Linked DNA regions of Homo sapiens: all the other regions are linked to region 1. A link is a contact called in ENCODE Hi-C or POLR2A ChIA-PET data. All regions are on one chromosome and are shown on one strand. Each heading gives the region's core, a stretch centred on a gene start or an enhancer-like site at or near the end of the contact. The rest is flanking DNA. Distances are from core to core; before and after follow the strand shown. Region 1 holds the start of NOLC1 (nucleolar and coiled-body phosphoprotein 1). Region 2 holds the start of KCNIP2 (potassium voltage-gated channel interacting protein 2). Region 3 holds the start of NPM3 (nucleophosmin/nucleoplasmin 3).

The links. Hi-C counts contacts between places; a loop is a spot of excess contacts on that map. ChIA-PET counts read pairs that join two places held with the same protein, here RNA polymerase II (POLR2A). Pooled maps may share reads with other maps.
Region 2: a pooled map shows a loop between it and region 1 (2.7-fold over the local background). The contact joins the promoter of KCNIP2 here to the promoter of NOLC1 in region 1. A Hi-C loop is called at or near these places in 2 of 168 maps with a recorded cell type or tissue (CD14-positive monocyte and naive thymus-derived CD4-positive, alpha-beta T cell), 1 of 37 single-sample maps with no recorded cell type and 9 of 50 pooled maps. POLR2A ChIA-PET finds 5 or more read pairs at or near these places in 3 of 52 experiments (B cell, K562 and WTC11).
Region 3: a loop to region 1 is called in a pooled map, with 8 times the contacts of the local background. The contact joins the promoter of NPM3 here to the promoter of NOLC1 in region 1. A Hi-C loop is called at or near these places in 8 of 50 pooled maps. POLR2A ChIA-PET finds 5 or more read pairs at or near these places in 2 of 52 experiments (CD8-positive, alpha-beta memory T cell and H1).

What each region holds. Positions count from the first base shown.
Region 1 is chr10:102,150,813-102,154,857 of GRCh38, reverse strand. NOLC1 (nucleolar and coiled-body phosphoprotein 1) reads right to left here and starts at 2,469. Exons shown (of 13, transcript NM_004741.5): 1 at 2,328-2,469. The coding sequence starts at 2,447. RefSeq lists enhancers at 2,359-2,408, 2,579-2,878, 1,784-2,983.
Region 2 is chr10:101,842,084-101,846,493 of GRCh38, reverse strand. It overlaps KCNIP2 (potassium voltage-gated channel interacting protein 2), which reads left to right and starts at 2,694. Exons shown (of 10, transcript NM_173191.3): 1 at 2,694-2,998. The coding sequence starts at 2,926. It overlaps ARMH3 (armadillo like helical domain containing 3), which reads left to right. Exons shown (of 26, transcript NM_024541.3): 26 at 1-895. RefSeq lists a silencer at 2,472-2,721 and an enhancer at 2,677-3,182.
Region 3 is chr10:101,780,646-101,785,120 of GRCh38, reverse strand. NPM3 (nucleophosmin/nucleoplasmin 3) reads left to right here and starts at 1,675. Exons shown (of 6, transcript NM_006993.3): 1 at 1,675-1,848; 2 at 2,197-2,282; 3 at 2,524-2,643; 4 at 2,770-2,863; 5 at 3,267-3,394; 6 at 3,489-3,796. The coding sequence starts at 1,731. The coding sequence ends at 3,385. OGA (O-GlcNAcase) reads left to right here. Exons shown (of 16, transcript NM_012215.5): 16 at 1-671. RefSeq lists enhancers at 2,108-2,747, 3,675-3,969, 3,848-4,475 and a promoter at 3,815-4,475.

The sequences.
Region 1 (4,045 bases), core at 1,220-3,719:
AAAACAATACACAGAAGAGTACAGGATCAGGCCAGGTGCAGTGGCTCACGGGCCTGTAATCCCAACACTTTGGGAGGCTGAGGTGGGTGGATCACCTGATCAGGAATTTGAGACCAGCCTGGCTGGTATGGTGAAACCCCATCTCTACTAAAGATACAAACATAAGCTGGGCGTGGAGGCGGGCGCCTGTAATCCCAGCTATTTGGGAGGCTGAGGCATGAGGCTGAGGCACAAGAATCGCTTCAACCTGGGAGGCAAAGGTTGCAGTGAGCTGAGATTGCACCACTGCACTCCCGCCTGGGCAACAGTGAGACTCTGTGGTCCAAAAAAGAGTAAATGATCAGAGTCAGTACAGATGGGAACTCACCTTTGGACAAATTACCTTATCTCCCTGAGATTATTTTCTTTTCTATAAAATGGAGATAATACTACACATCTCATTAAGTTATTGAGAGGATAAGACATAATGCATGTTGGCCGGGTGCGGTGGCTCACACCTGTAATCCCAGCACTTTGGGAAGCCGAGGCAGTAGATTCTTGAGGTCAGGAGTTCAAGAGCAGCCTGGCCAACATGGTGAAACCCCGTCTCTACTAAAAATACAAAAAAAAAAAAAAAAAATTAGCCAGGCATGGTGGGGCACACCTGTAGTCCCAGCTACTTGGGAAGCTGAGGCAGGAGAATCACTTTAGCCTGAGAGGCAGAGGTTGCAGTGAGCTGAGATCGTGCCACTGCACTCCAGCCTGGGCGACAGAGCCAGACTCCGCCTCAAAAAAAAAAAAAAAAAAAATTAAATGCATGTGAAGGGCGTAGCATCTGACCCTTAGTTAGCTCTTCACAAAGATTAGCTTTTCTCACATAAAACCATTTCAGAATCCTAATCCTGAGGCCGGGCACGGTGGCTCGCGCCTGTAATCCCAGCACTTTGAGAGGCTGAGGCAAGTGGATTTCTTGAGGTCAGGAGTTCAAGACCAGCCTGGCCAACATGGTGAAACCTCATCTCTACTAAAAATACAAAAATTAGCCGGGCGTGGTGGTACGCGCCTGTAATCCCAGCTACTGGGGAGGCTGAGGCAGGATAATCACTTGAACTTGGGAGGCGGAGGTTACAATGAGCCGAGATCGCACCATTGCACTCCAGCCTGGGCAACAGAGACTCCGTCTCAAAAAAAAAAAAAAAAAAAAAAGAATCCTAATTCTGAAATGTCCAATTCCATCCAGTCCACTGTGAAAGCACTCTCCGCAGTCTCCTTAACAGTCAACTCTAAACAGTTTCATTAAGAAAGCAGTTAGATCACATGGCAGCCTGTCCCAGCTTAAGGAAGTTTTGAGGCTGATCTGATTCTTTGCTTTCGCAGCCTGATTCTGCTAAAAGTGCAAGCCATCCTTCCTAGTCATGCTATCATCCCTGCTGAAGACCCCCCCTCTCTCCTCTCTCAAAGTGTCTTCCCATGCAGGAATGTCCGTTGATGTAGATTACAAACCTTTCACATTCCTGGTTCTCTTACTCTTACATGTGTTTGGAGCATCCTAAATTGCCATAACTATGGTACAGCTTTCACTTTTACAAGATTCCTCTGTACCAGCACTGAGATTGCTACTCTTACACATCATCTTACTGAAACTCACAAAAATCCTATAAAGTGGATGATGACATCCCTGTAGAAAGACTCAGAAAGGTTAAATAAACTGCCCGGGTCACGTATCTAAAAAGTGGCAGAGCCTGGTCCCAAACCTAGGTTTGTTTGATTCAATTAGCCAAAGCTCCAAGCCCACTACTATGCCTACTTGGTAGGGCTGTTGATGACTCTCAATTCTCAGTGTAACTCAAAACAAAACTCTGCTTCTACTTTCATTCATTTTCTTCTTTACAAACGAAAATCCCAGACTTCATTCTAAAGAAATTTCACTTGCTTTTGAATCCCAGTAAATGTGACTGAGGCTAAGGTCAAATCACGGTTTGCCTCACCCAACGAAAAGCCCCCCAGAAGATGCCGAAGAACCAACGTCCTCAGTGGAACAAGACTCTACCTCCCCGCTGCACTCTGCCAGCCATGTGGCTTGGGGCCACGAGGCTCCCACGCTGCCGCCGCTGCACAGGTCACAAGAAAAAAGCAACAAGACTCAGCGATATCTACTCAGACATGGAGGAAGGTAAGCGACCGAGGCCGCAGGCTTTCTCTGGTCACTGCCGAGGGGTCGGCGTAAAGGCCTTGCAGACACTGGACTGGCGGACCCCCAGACTTCCCCACCTGGAAACCTAAGCACGTCAGGGCCTGAAGCCTTGTGGTCATCTCAGCCCGGTCCCCGCCCCAAGCCCGGAACTCACAGCTCCTGTCGCTTTGGCGAACTTATTGGCCACCTCTGAGAGTTGGTTATCGCGCAGGAAGCCGAGCACGAGGGGATACAGGTCGCTGGGAACCACGCGGCGAATGCCGGCGTCCGCCATCCTCCAGGCAATACGCGTCACTACCGTTGTCGACGCAGCACGACTCAGGAACCCAACAGGGGCAGTGGGCGGGCCTGTGTTACGTCATTGCGCCGCGCGGGCGCATAACGGAAAGGGTGGGCTCCACAGGGCAGTCCCACCTTCACCTCAGAGGTAGGGTAGACGGGAAATCTATAAACTCTTTCCGGTCCCACGCGTATCGCCATCTTGGTTAAGGGCGGAGCCCACCGGCCGCCAGCTTGTGGAGGCGGAGCTCTGACGTCAGGGATCACGCCCTCGGCGTGGCGGGAAAACTCGGGACTTCCCGCGCAGTCTTTCTGGGGGAGGTACCTTTTCTCAGAGCAGCGGTTTCCCGCGCCCCTGCTGGGACTCGGATTCCAGAGTAATGAGTGGACAAGCGGGCTCGAACAGTTGTTCTACAAGATCTCCCAACCGCCCCCATGGCGTACTGGCACGGCCAATGGATTCTCGCCCTTCATCTTCACTGCCTCCAATACCCAGGGAGGCCCTTTCTGATACCATCCCAGCCTCCAGACTCCTGCCTCTGCTGCAGAAGATCCTTCGGGTTATCCGTCGTGAGGGTGGGAGGTGTTGATTTCCCAAGCTGCCCCTCCCATCTCCCTTATATTCCGCCTTAGGTCAGCTCCATGAAGAGGAAAGGTGTCATGCACCAAACCTGAATCACACACAGCAACAATCTATTCAAGCTGAAGAGATTGTTGAAAATAACCCTTCTTCCTCCGGGATCAGAGTTCACACTCTGCCTTTGTCATGAGTAACTCCAGTATCAATGCCTTTGTCATGAGTAACTCCAGTATCAATGCTCAGACCTACCAAGTTAATTCCAAGTTCTGCCACATTCCAGATATTAGCAGTTAGCAATCCCTTCAATCCTACCCACTACCCCTTGGCTACCTCCCACTAATGCCGCTCAGGAAAGATAAGGATCCTCATGGGAACACACCCCCCTCTCCTATATAAAATTGGCCAGGCATAGTGGCTCACAACTGTTATCTCAACACTTTGGAAGGCCTAGGTGGGAGGATCCCTTGAGCCCAGGAGTTAAGAGGCCAGCCTGGACAACACAGTGAAACCCCCCTATCTCTACAAAAAATTTTTAAAATTAGCCAGGTGTAGTGGCATGCACCTGTGGTCCCAGCTACTTGGGAGGCTGGGGCAGGAGGATCAACTGAGCCAGGGAGGTCAAAGCTGCAATGAGCTATGATCCTGCCACTGCAATCCAGCCTGGGCCACAGAGTGAGATCCTATCTCAAAAATCAAAAACAAAGCTGGGCACGGTGGTTCATGCCTGTAATCTCAGCACTTTGGGAGGCTAAGGTGGGTGGATCACCTGAGGTCAGGAGTTCAAGAACAGCCCTGGCCAACATGGTGAAACCCTGTCTCTACTAAAAATACAAAAAAAATTAGCCAGGCATGGTGGCGGGTGCCTGTAATCCCAGCTACTCAGGAAGCTGAGGCAGGAGAATCACTTGAACCCGGGAGGCAGAGGTTGCAGTAAGCCAAAATCGTGCCACTGCACTCCAGCCTGGGAGACAGAACAAGACTCCATCTCCAAAACAAAACAAAAAAATTCAAAA
Region 2 (4,410 bases), core at 1,445-3,944, 310 kb after region 1:
TAATTTCTAATCTGCTTTACTGTCTTTAGGGTGTGTATGAAATAAACATTGACAGGCTTTCTGGAGCCCTCAAGGTGCCTACTTTGCTGGTTCCCTTTCCAGCAGCTCCCCCACCTCCCTTAGCCCCCCCTCCTCTGGCAGCCTCTCCTGCCTCTGCTGAGCTCCCCTCCACGTGTTCCACCCCCTTACCCTGCTGTTGTTTACATCCAACCTGCCTGAGAATTTCCTCTGGGGAGGAATCTATTCCTGTCATGGTCTAGTGCCTGGGAGGGAGAGAACTTTCTGGGGGTAGGGTGCCCTCCATCTGAAACAGGCCAGGTGAGCATCATGCATAAGGCCTCCATTCTGTCCGCTCAGATTCTGGGTGGGGCCACAGGCAAATCTCCTGACTTATGGGGAGTTGGCTTGTGGTTCCTCCCTTGGATAGCCTCCATGGAACCACTATAGGCTTTCCCAACAGCTGCCTCTGAAATAGCTGCTGCTTCGAGATCCTCCCTTTTTAAAGCACTTTCTAAAGCCCTCAGGATGGCGGGAGCAAACAGCACTGGTATATTCTAGGAGTAAGTGCAGGAATTCAGCAGTGAGAGCATGTCTGGGACCACCTGGACTGCCATCCATTTAACCTCAAATCTCTTTGGGATACTCGCCCTCCCTGGGAACCAGAGTTCTGGCTCTAACATTGAGCAGCTATGCACTAGTTCCAGAGAAGCCACTAACAGGCTGCCATGTGTAGATGTAGGTTCTTAAGAGATCACAGGCTGGGTCATCTGATCACTGGATGGATAGCTCAGCCTGGGGCATTTAGTGTTTTCCCTGGTGATAAATCCCCAAGGCAGCTGGATTTGGAGCTGGTGGCAAGTTGAAATTATTAAAAATTGATTTGTGTGGGACTGTCTTTAGTGTTGCTTTTTTTTTCCTTAATCTCTGTTGCCCAGACTCATTCCTCAAAGATAGAGGTAAGGTAATCTCCTAGGTGCTGCTGCCATCTGGCTAGGGGACCCCTACCTGCCCTTGTGAACTCTCCTCCTTCCTCTGAGTCTCCTGGCCCTAGTAGAGGTCAGTTGGGTTCGGAGAGCTGTAACCTCTCTTGTCCTCTGGGTAGAAGGAGGGAGAAGAGAGTTAGTTCCCTTATCTCCAAACTTAGTGGTATTGAGGAGGCAAGCCAACCCATTTGGCCACTTACGGATTCCTGCCAGCCTTTCCTCCAAGTGAATGAGGACAGGTCTAGGGCATGGGGCACTAAGCAGAGGGCTCCTTGCCCTCCATTGTAAAGGCCCTTCTCTTGACCAGTTTATTCACATATACCTATCCCAGAACTCCAAACGAGAGTGCCCATTCTCTCCTGGAAATCAACCTTAACAGGAGCTGCCCAAGCACTTTCTATGCCCAGCCTCTATACCAGGTCTGTGGAGCCTCCTCCAGAGCCAAGGGAGATCCAAGCGCAGGGCATTGCTCCTAAAGACAATCTTACCCTCAGCCACTTGTCCCCCTCTTAGGCCTGAACTCCCGCCACAATTCCTGCTGGGTTGATTAAATCAAGTGGTTGGAAATTAAAGCCAATTGAAGAGATTAAGTGTGCTTGAGTCACTTTAAAGTTTTTGGTCTTAACAGGTCACTCCTTTGGACCCACCAGACAAGGTCCCCTCATCCTCATAGCAACGGGTTGGGGGGCTTTTGGGTGTGGAGCCCAGGAAGCATCCTGAGGAAGGTCAGACCTGTGACGCTCAAAACACTCAGGATCCATTCCTGGGAGATGAGGCAGCCCAGCTTCCGTGCTAGCCCTGCCTTTGGAAAGGAGCTAATCTTAAGGAAGGGGTTTCATAACAAGGGCATTTCTTTCCTACTCTGTATCCTGACTTGGATCCCCAAACCTGTCAGTTGCTCCCCATATCTGCTGGAAAACAAGGAATCTAGGACAGGACAGGTGACAAAAGAGAAGGGCAGAAAAGTTGCTGCAGGGGAGGAACAAAAGAGCAAGGATGTCTTGAGAAACTGACCTGGTTCACTAGTTTTTTTATCTTCCTAGTCGGCCTATGGGGTTCATTAGATCAGTGAAGGAGGCACCCTGAGAGTGAATAGGTTCCAGAGACGGGGTCCTGGAGTGGGTGAGAGTTGGGGTCCTTCTGGAACTTGAGAGAAGATGAAACAGTAGTCCATTGGCCCACGATGAGCCTGCTAATATTAGAGGCTGGGTTGACTCTTCCTTTGCATCCCTAACCTGCTTTAAGCACGGTGGGGACTGTCTGGGACCACGAGAGACGCATACACGGGAGGAGGAACAACAGAGAAAATACAGGCTGACATGGAGACAAACGGAGCGGGGACTCAGATATGATACCCCAGGCTCTGCCTCAGCCAGAACTGTGTTGACGAAGGGGGACGGGGTGCCTGAGAATTGGGGGCGGGGTTTCCTCCTCTCAGTGGGGCTCTTCTGTCCCGCGCTCTCCTCCTCCCCCACCCCCCCCCCCCGCCAAGCCCCGTGACTTCTGCTTTAGGGGCAGATTGCTGGGGAGCTAGTCTCCTTCCCCGCACTTTGCAGTTCACCCTTTCACCGGGTGCCTCCCCCGGGCTGCAAAGGGTGGGGGGCGGGGGTAGGGGGAGCCAATCCCGGCAGCGCCAAAGAGGGGAGGAGGCGGTGACAGCCGCGGGGAGGGGGCGGGAGGAGAGAGGCAGCTCGGCTCGGCTCCGCGCTCAGCTCCGCTCTGCCTCCGGCTCTGCGCTCACCTGCTGCCTAGTGTTCCCTCTCCTGCTCCAGGACCTCCGGGTAGACCTCAGACCCCGGGCCCATTCCCAGACTCAGCCTCAGCCCGGACTTCCCCAGCCCCGACAGCACAGTAGGCCGCCAGGGGGCGCCGTGTGAGCGCCCTATCCCGGCCACCCGGCGCCCCCTCCCACGGCCCGGGCGGGAGCGGGGCGCCGGGGGCCATGCGGGGCCAGGGCCGCAAGGAGAGTTTGTCCGATTCCCGAGACCTGGACGGCTCCTACGACCAGCTCACGGGTGAGTCAGTGACGTGGGGGTCGCGGGAGGGAGGGTGGATTCCATTCCTCCAGACCCTTCCGCCTCTCCGACCCCGGCCTGGCCCGCACCCACACTCTGCCCCATTCCCAGGCACTCTTATGGCCGGTCTGGGCGGCAGGACACTGGGGGTTCAAAGCCTTGGGTCCCGCAGGGGTTGGGGAGGAACAGAAGAGGCAGGTGTGGAGAGGCAGCAGGTGTGGGCGTATGTGACACAGGGCTGAGAGGGTGTCTGGAGTGGGAGGTGTTACGTGCGTGAGCACCTGTCATTCTGTGTGTGTGTGTGTGTGTGCGCGCGCACCTCCCACAGCTGGTTGCCATGTGCCCTGGGCTTGGTGACAGCTAGGGTGAGTGTGATTGTATGTGGCAGTGCAATTGTATGGTCTCGTCAGATGTTTGAGTTTGCGTAGGACCCTGGTTGTACTGATGAAGTTGTTTTGACCATGTGTCTCTATGTGCAACGATGTGTTGTGAGTGTGTAATTCTGTATGAAGTGGTGTGTAACTACCAGAATGTGTCAGGGCTCTACTTTAGGGTGGCTTGTCTCTTTGTAAGCCTTCATGACCATAAGCCCTCTGGGCAAGAATTTGTTAAAGTAGGTTGTGTTGTGTTTTGTGGTTGTGAGATTAGTGTTCAGTGCTAGTTGTGTACTTTCATGTGGTGATGTCTGCAGCGGGGCTCTGTGAGTGTCTATGACGTGTCTCATCCCTGCTGCCTCTCTGGCTTCCTGGTACAGATAGGGGTCTTTAGTACACCCCACTCCTTCACCAATTTTTCCACAAATAGCCCAGGTGGACCCAAGGAGGGACTTTAGTGTTCAGCTGCCCAGTCTGGTTTCCAAGAGACCTTATGGCTCCAGCACCTGGCCCCTGTAGGGAGGCTTTAGTTAGTGCTGGGTCAGCCCTCTCTCCCCACACCAAATCATGTACTGAGATTATTCTTACAACTGAATCCTTCAACCCCCAACAAACCTTTCAGAACTTCACTCAAACCCCAGGAAAACACATCCTCTTCCTTCCCCTCCAGAGACAGAGCTAGAAGCTCTAGGCCTGGGAAGTGCCATGTGGTGTCCTGCATGTCCACCAAACCACTTGGCTGCCCGGGCATCCTCTCTTTCCCACATGGGGAGGTATGTGAGGCCAGTACATCTGTGCATGTGCATGTTCCTGGGTTTGGTAGGAAGAGCCATGTGTTTGTGTAGGTGACTGTGTCACCCTGGGTACATTTCCATGTATGTGTTTGTGTCTCTCATTGTGCAGCCTGCTCTAGAAAGCCAGCAGAGTGGGAGGAGGGAGGCTGTCTCCCTGAGGCCAAAACAAAGCTGGGGAGGTGGAGGGAGGCCATGATCCTTGTCCTTCCTGAGGGGAGTGAGATTGAGACCTGGGAAGGGGGAG
Region 3 (4,475 bases), core at 426-2,925, 370 kb after region 1:
TCTCTGTAGTTTTGCATCAGCTGTTTAACTTTGAGCTGAGTGAGGGGAGAGGGGTAAAGAGAAAGAAACTTAAGTTTTCTTTCACAGAACTCCACCATTGTGGGCTTTGAGAGAGCCCTAAAGCATTGTACCTAGTGGTACCTAGTGACTTCCAACCAAAGCCTTTGAGTATGCACTAAATAGGTGAGAAGAAAGGAGAGAAGGTTTTTAGGTTAGAAACCTTTAACCGATAGAAGGATATGGTATGTTGTAAAGCTGGAACCAAGTTTGCATTTTTGAGGGCTTGAGATGAAGGGAAGACTCTTACCAGATAGTAAGACAGCTGAGTTTTCCTCAGTTTTCTCGTCTTAACACTAGTGGACAATTCTAGCATTTTGTTTGGAGGATTTCAGAGTTAACCTCATGGAATTCAGGATTTTTTAGCAAGTTTGCTTTTGGTTTTATCTTGGCTTTTAGTAATCATGTTGGCTGGTCTGGTCACAGGTGACTGTGAAACAGATGCCCTGGTCTTGCTTTCATCACTCTAGGATCATGAAGTGCTATGCTATTTCCTGGTTATGAATATTAAGGTTGGAATTACATTTTTATTGATTGTTTGGATCAGAGCTCAGTTCCTGTAGAAAACGAACTGTAAAAGACCATGCAAGAGGCAAAATAAAACTTGAAGTGAATGCTTGTCGTGTTGTATTGTGTGAATCTATTTCCTGTCTGCCCCCTCCCTTTTCTCCTCTTTCATGCCTCACCTACAAGCAGGTATTCTCTCCTCTCCACAGCTGTTCCAAGTTAGAGATTGGATCTTGAAGGCAGCCCTCCCCTACCTCCATCACCAGTAAGACTTCCAGATTTTCATTAAGACAAGAGCTAAGAAAAGTAGACTAGTTTTTAGCCAAGCCACCCCACCCTCTTGCCACAGTTATAACCTGGATGTGAAATAGGGCCTCTAGTTTGAGTTTTGCCATCTATTAGGATAGAAAGCACACAGTTTGCCTGATTCTTAAAAGGCGAAAGATGGCGCGAGTAGCATAAACTGACAAAATAATCCACGGCGCAAAGATACTCCTGGATGATTTGGAATTAAAAGCTCAAAAAGCGTGGGTGGGCCAGGAACAGCCAACACACATGAGCTAACTAGTCCTCTGCTAGCAAGTGCCAGCAGCTAAGTCTCAGTGAAGGCATAGCAAGTTGCGGGGTCTTTAGAGCAGGAAGAATTAAGAGAGGCTTAGCCGAGAGGACAGACAGGACAGACGTGTTGGGATGGAAATTCCTAAGGCTCCTCGGCTCTCTTGAGGCAAAGACAATCTGAGTGCATTTCCTTTGCTTGTAGCAGAAAAGCACTGCCCTGAACCCCACCTTTGCTGGGAGGAGTAAGAAGGGTTTACATTTTTATATCTATAACTCCTTTAACGAAAGCTTACCCTGGGTTGGAAGAGTGGGAGACACTCTTCCGACACAGAGCGAGGAGCTTGGGGAAGTGGACACCCTCATGGTCGTGGAAATGAGCAAGGATGTTAACATAAACCCCAAATCCATTCTTCTGTGATGTTACTTCCTTTCTCTTCGGTCTTGATAAAATATGAGCAGAAGCTGCGGGCTCCGGGTAGGGCTGCGGGGTCTCGGCGCCTTTTCTTTTCCAGGACTGTGCGTCTCCTTTAATGGGCGGGGCCGGAACTGGCCGAGGGTCCCCGGCTTTGTGCGTGTCGGGGGCGGAGTTTGAAGAAGGCTCTTACAGCATGGCCGCCGGTACTGCAGCTGCCTTAGCGTTTTTGAGTCAGGAGAGCCGAACGCGGGCCGGGGGTGTCGGGGGCCTACGGGTCCCGGCCCCGGTCACTATGGACAGTTTTTTCTTCGGTATTAGTGAAGGGAGAGGCTGAGGGTGGTACTGGGGCGGTAAGAGGTAGGGATGTGAGGCGGGAATGCGGAGGGTTTCAAGGCGTGGGTGTGGGCGGAGGGCTGCTTCGCTGTTCCCGCAGGAGAGGGGGCCTCGCACGCACAGCCAAAGGGGGTGGCGAGATCCCTGCCCCAGATGTGTTGGGCGGGGCCCACGGCAGAGCGTCCCAGGTGTTCTGAGAGAAGAGACGGAGGTGGACGTGTAAATGACCCGTCCGCCCAAGGTTACACGTGACGGCGGGTTGGTGACATCCCCCGCTGCCCAGCCCCGTACACACGCTCAGGCATACTCACTGTTATTTCTACCAGGCTGTGAGCTCTCCGGCCACACCCGCTCCTTCACCTTTAAGGTAGAGGAAGAGGATGATGCGGAGCACGTGCTGGCACTAACCATGGTGAGGGGCAGGGGAGTGGGGTTTTAATGAATAAGCCCAGGCAGGCAATATAGGTCTCTACCCAACCTCCGGATCCCCTTTACTTGGAGACACATCCTCAGCCTAACCCCCCGGCATGGGCGGCTCCCCTGGCCAGGTGAACCGGGACCTCTGAGGCTGGGCAGGTGCTAGGGTAGATGCCTTTAGTTGTGGTGTCAACCCTCACTTGAGGAGACCCTGAGGCCCTGTGTACCGTTCCCAGCTCTGCCTCACCGAGGGAGCCAAAGACGAGTGTAATGTGGTAGAAGTTGTGGCCCGGAACCATGACCATCAGGAGATCGCAGTCCCTGTGGCCAACCTCAAGCTGTCCTGCCAACCCATGGTGAGTTCCCCAGCTCTGCCTTGGTGGTGGTGGTGGTGGTGGTGAGGGGATTGAGGACGTTAGCACTCATTACAGTGTGGGGTGGGCTAGGAGTGGGCCAGGCCTTCATCCTTGTCTTCCTCCCAGCTCAGTCTGGATGACTTCCAGCTCCAACCACCTGTAACCTTCCGCCTGAAGTCGGGCTCTGGCCCTGTGCGGATCACTGGGCGGCACCAGATTGGTGAGAAGAGGGGAGGGCCCTCTCCTTTGCTTCCAGTGGACTCTCCCATCAGGCTTCCCCCACTCCGCACTCCTGCCCCATCCCACCCTCATCTCCCAGTGCAGCCCTGTACAGGTCTGTGTGCCCTCCACGCTGTGCCCTGTGCATGACATGCCCTCTCCTTTCCGTCTACTCAAGCCTACCTCCTCCATGGAACATGGCCCAACTTCTCCAGCTCCAATAATGAAGACTCCTTTGGCTCTTTGTGACCCAGTTTAGGGTCTGAGGTTCTTCCCACCTAGCCCATAAGCACTGGGAGGTCATGGTCCCTGTAAGCCTAACACCACGGCGTGAAGAAATGGCATGCGGTGTGAAACGGTCTGGTCTTAACACCCCATCCTTCTACTGCTTGTGTGTCCACCAGTTACGATGAGCAATGATGTTTCTGAGGAGGAGAGCGAGGAAGAGGAAGAGGACAGTGATGAGGAAGAAGTTGAGCTGTGCCCCATCCTTCCTGCCAAAAAGCAGGGGGGCAGGCCCTAGCCCTCCTAGGTGAGTTGCGGGGAGAAGTGCCTAGCAGGCTCTGGGAAGGGGCAGGAGAAGCAGGTGAGGGCCTAAATGCTGATTCCTTGTTTCCTCTTTTCAGGTCAGCTCCATGTGCCATGCACCGCCATGCACCCTGTTCCCTGACAAGTTTCAACAATTGTAAATATTTCTTCCTTGAAGAGGAGAGCTTGGGTGGGGGTTGGGTGGGAGGGACTTGGGTCTTTGGTGCTAGGAGAGGGCCTGTGCTCCACACAGCCGTGGTTTTCTGATTTTCACCATGCCCGGGGCCTCCCTTCCCACCTGCCTGTGAGAATTGGAGGTTAGTGCCTGAAGCTCAGAGCTACACATTTTTAATAGTTTTTACATTTTTGGATAAAGGTTGAAATAAAGTGGTGTGGAGTTTTTGCAGCTCTTGTGTGGCTTCTTCCTGTGCTGGGTGATGTTTCCCTAGGGACCGCCAGGTGGCACTGTGGAAGCACCCAGCGTGGCCCTGGGCCTGGGGGAGGGTGGAGAACTGTGGGATCCTCTACCCTCATGGCCCTGGGCTAGGACCTGGGGCCTGGGCCCCAGTTGCCTTGCTGGAAGGGGACCTCCCAACACTCAGCCCATTCCCAGTCTCTGCAGGTGGGAGAGGGTCATCGCAGGAGGTTATCAGCATCCAAACAAGGGGTCTGGGCCTCTGTCAGCACTCGGCTGATGGGCAGGGGGGCAGATAAGCGAGCTTAGGCAGCCTGAGGAATGCGCGTCCCTAGCCCCACGAGGGTCTCTGGCCCAGAGAGGGCCTGTGAGGGCAGGGCGGGACCAGGCTTCGCTCCTCCTTTGAGCCTTGCAGGCTGTCTCTGAGCAGGGCTGGGCCCTTAGAGAAACCTGACTCCGGGGGCCAGATGGAGGGGACTGGCCAGATTGGGTGACAGGGAAACCAGAATCCGGGTGGCCTGGCATATGGGGGCAGAAAGGGGCCCCAGGGAATTTGCCTCCTGGACTAAGGGATTCTTGTCCCCCACACACCGTGGGGTCTGGGGGTCTTTGGTGCCTGGAATCAGGTAGTTCTGGCACTTGGCTGCCTTTGTGCCAGGAAGAACTGACA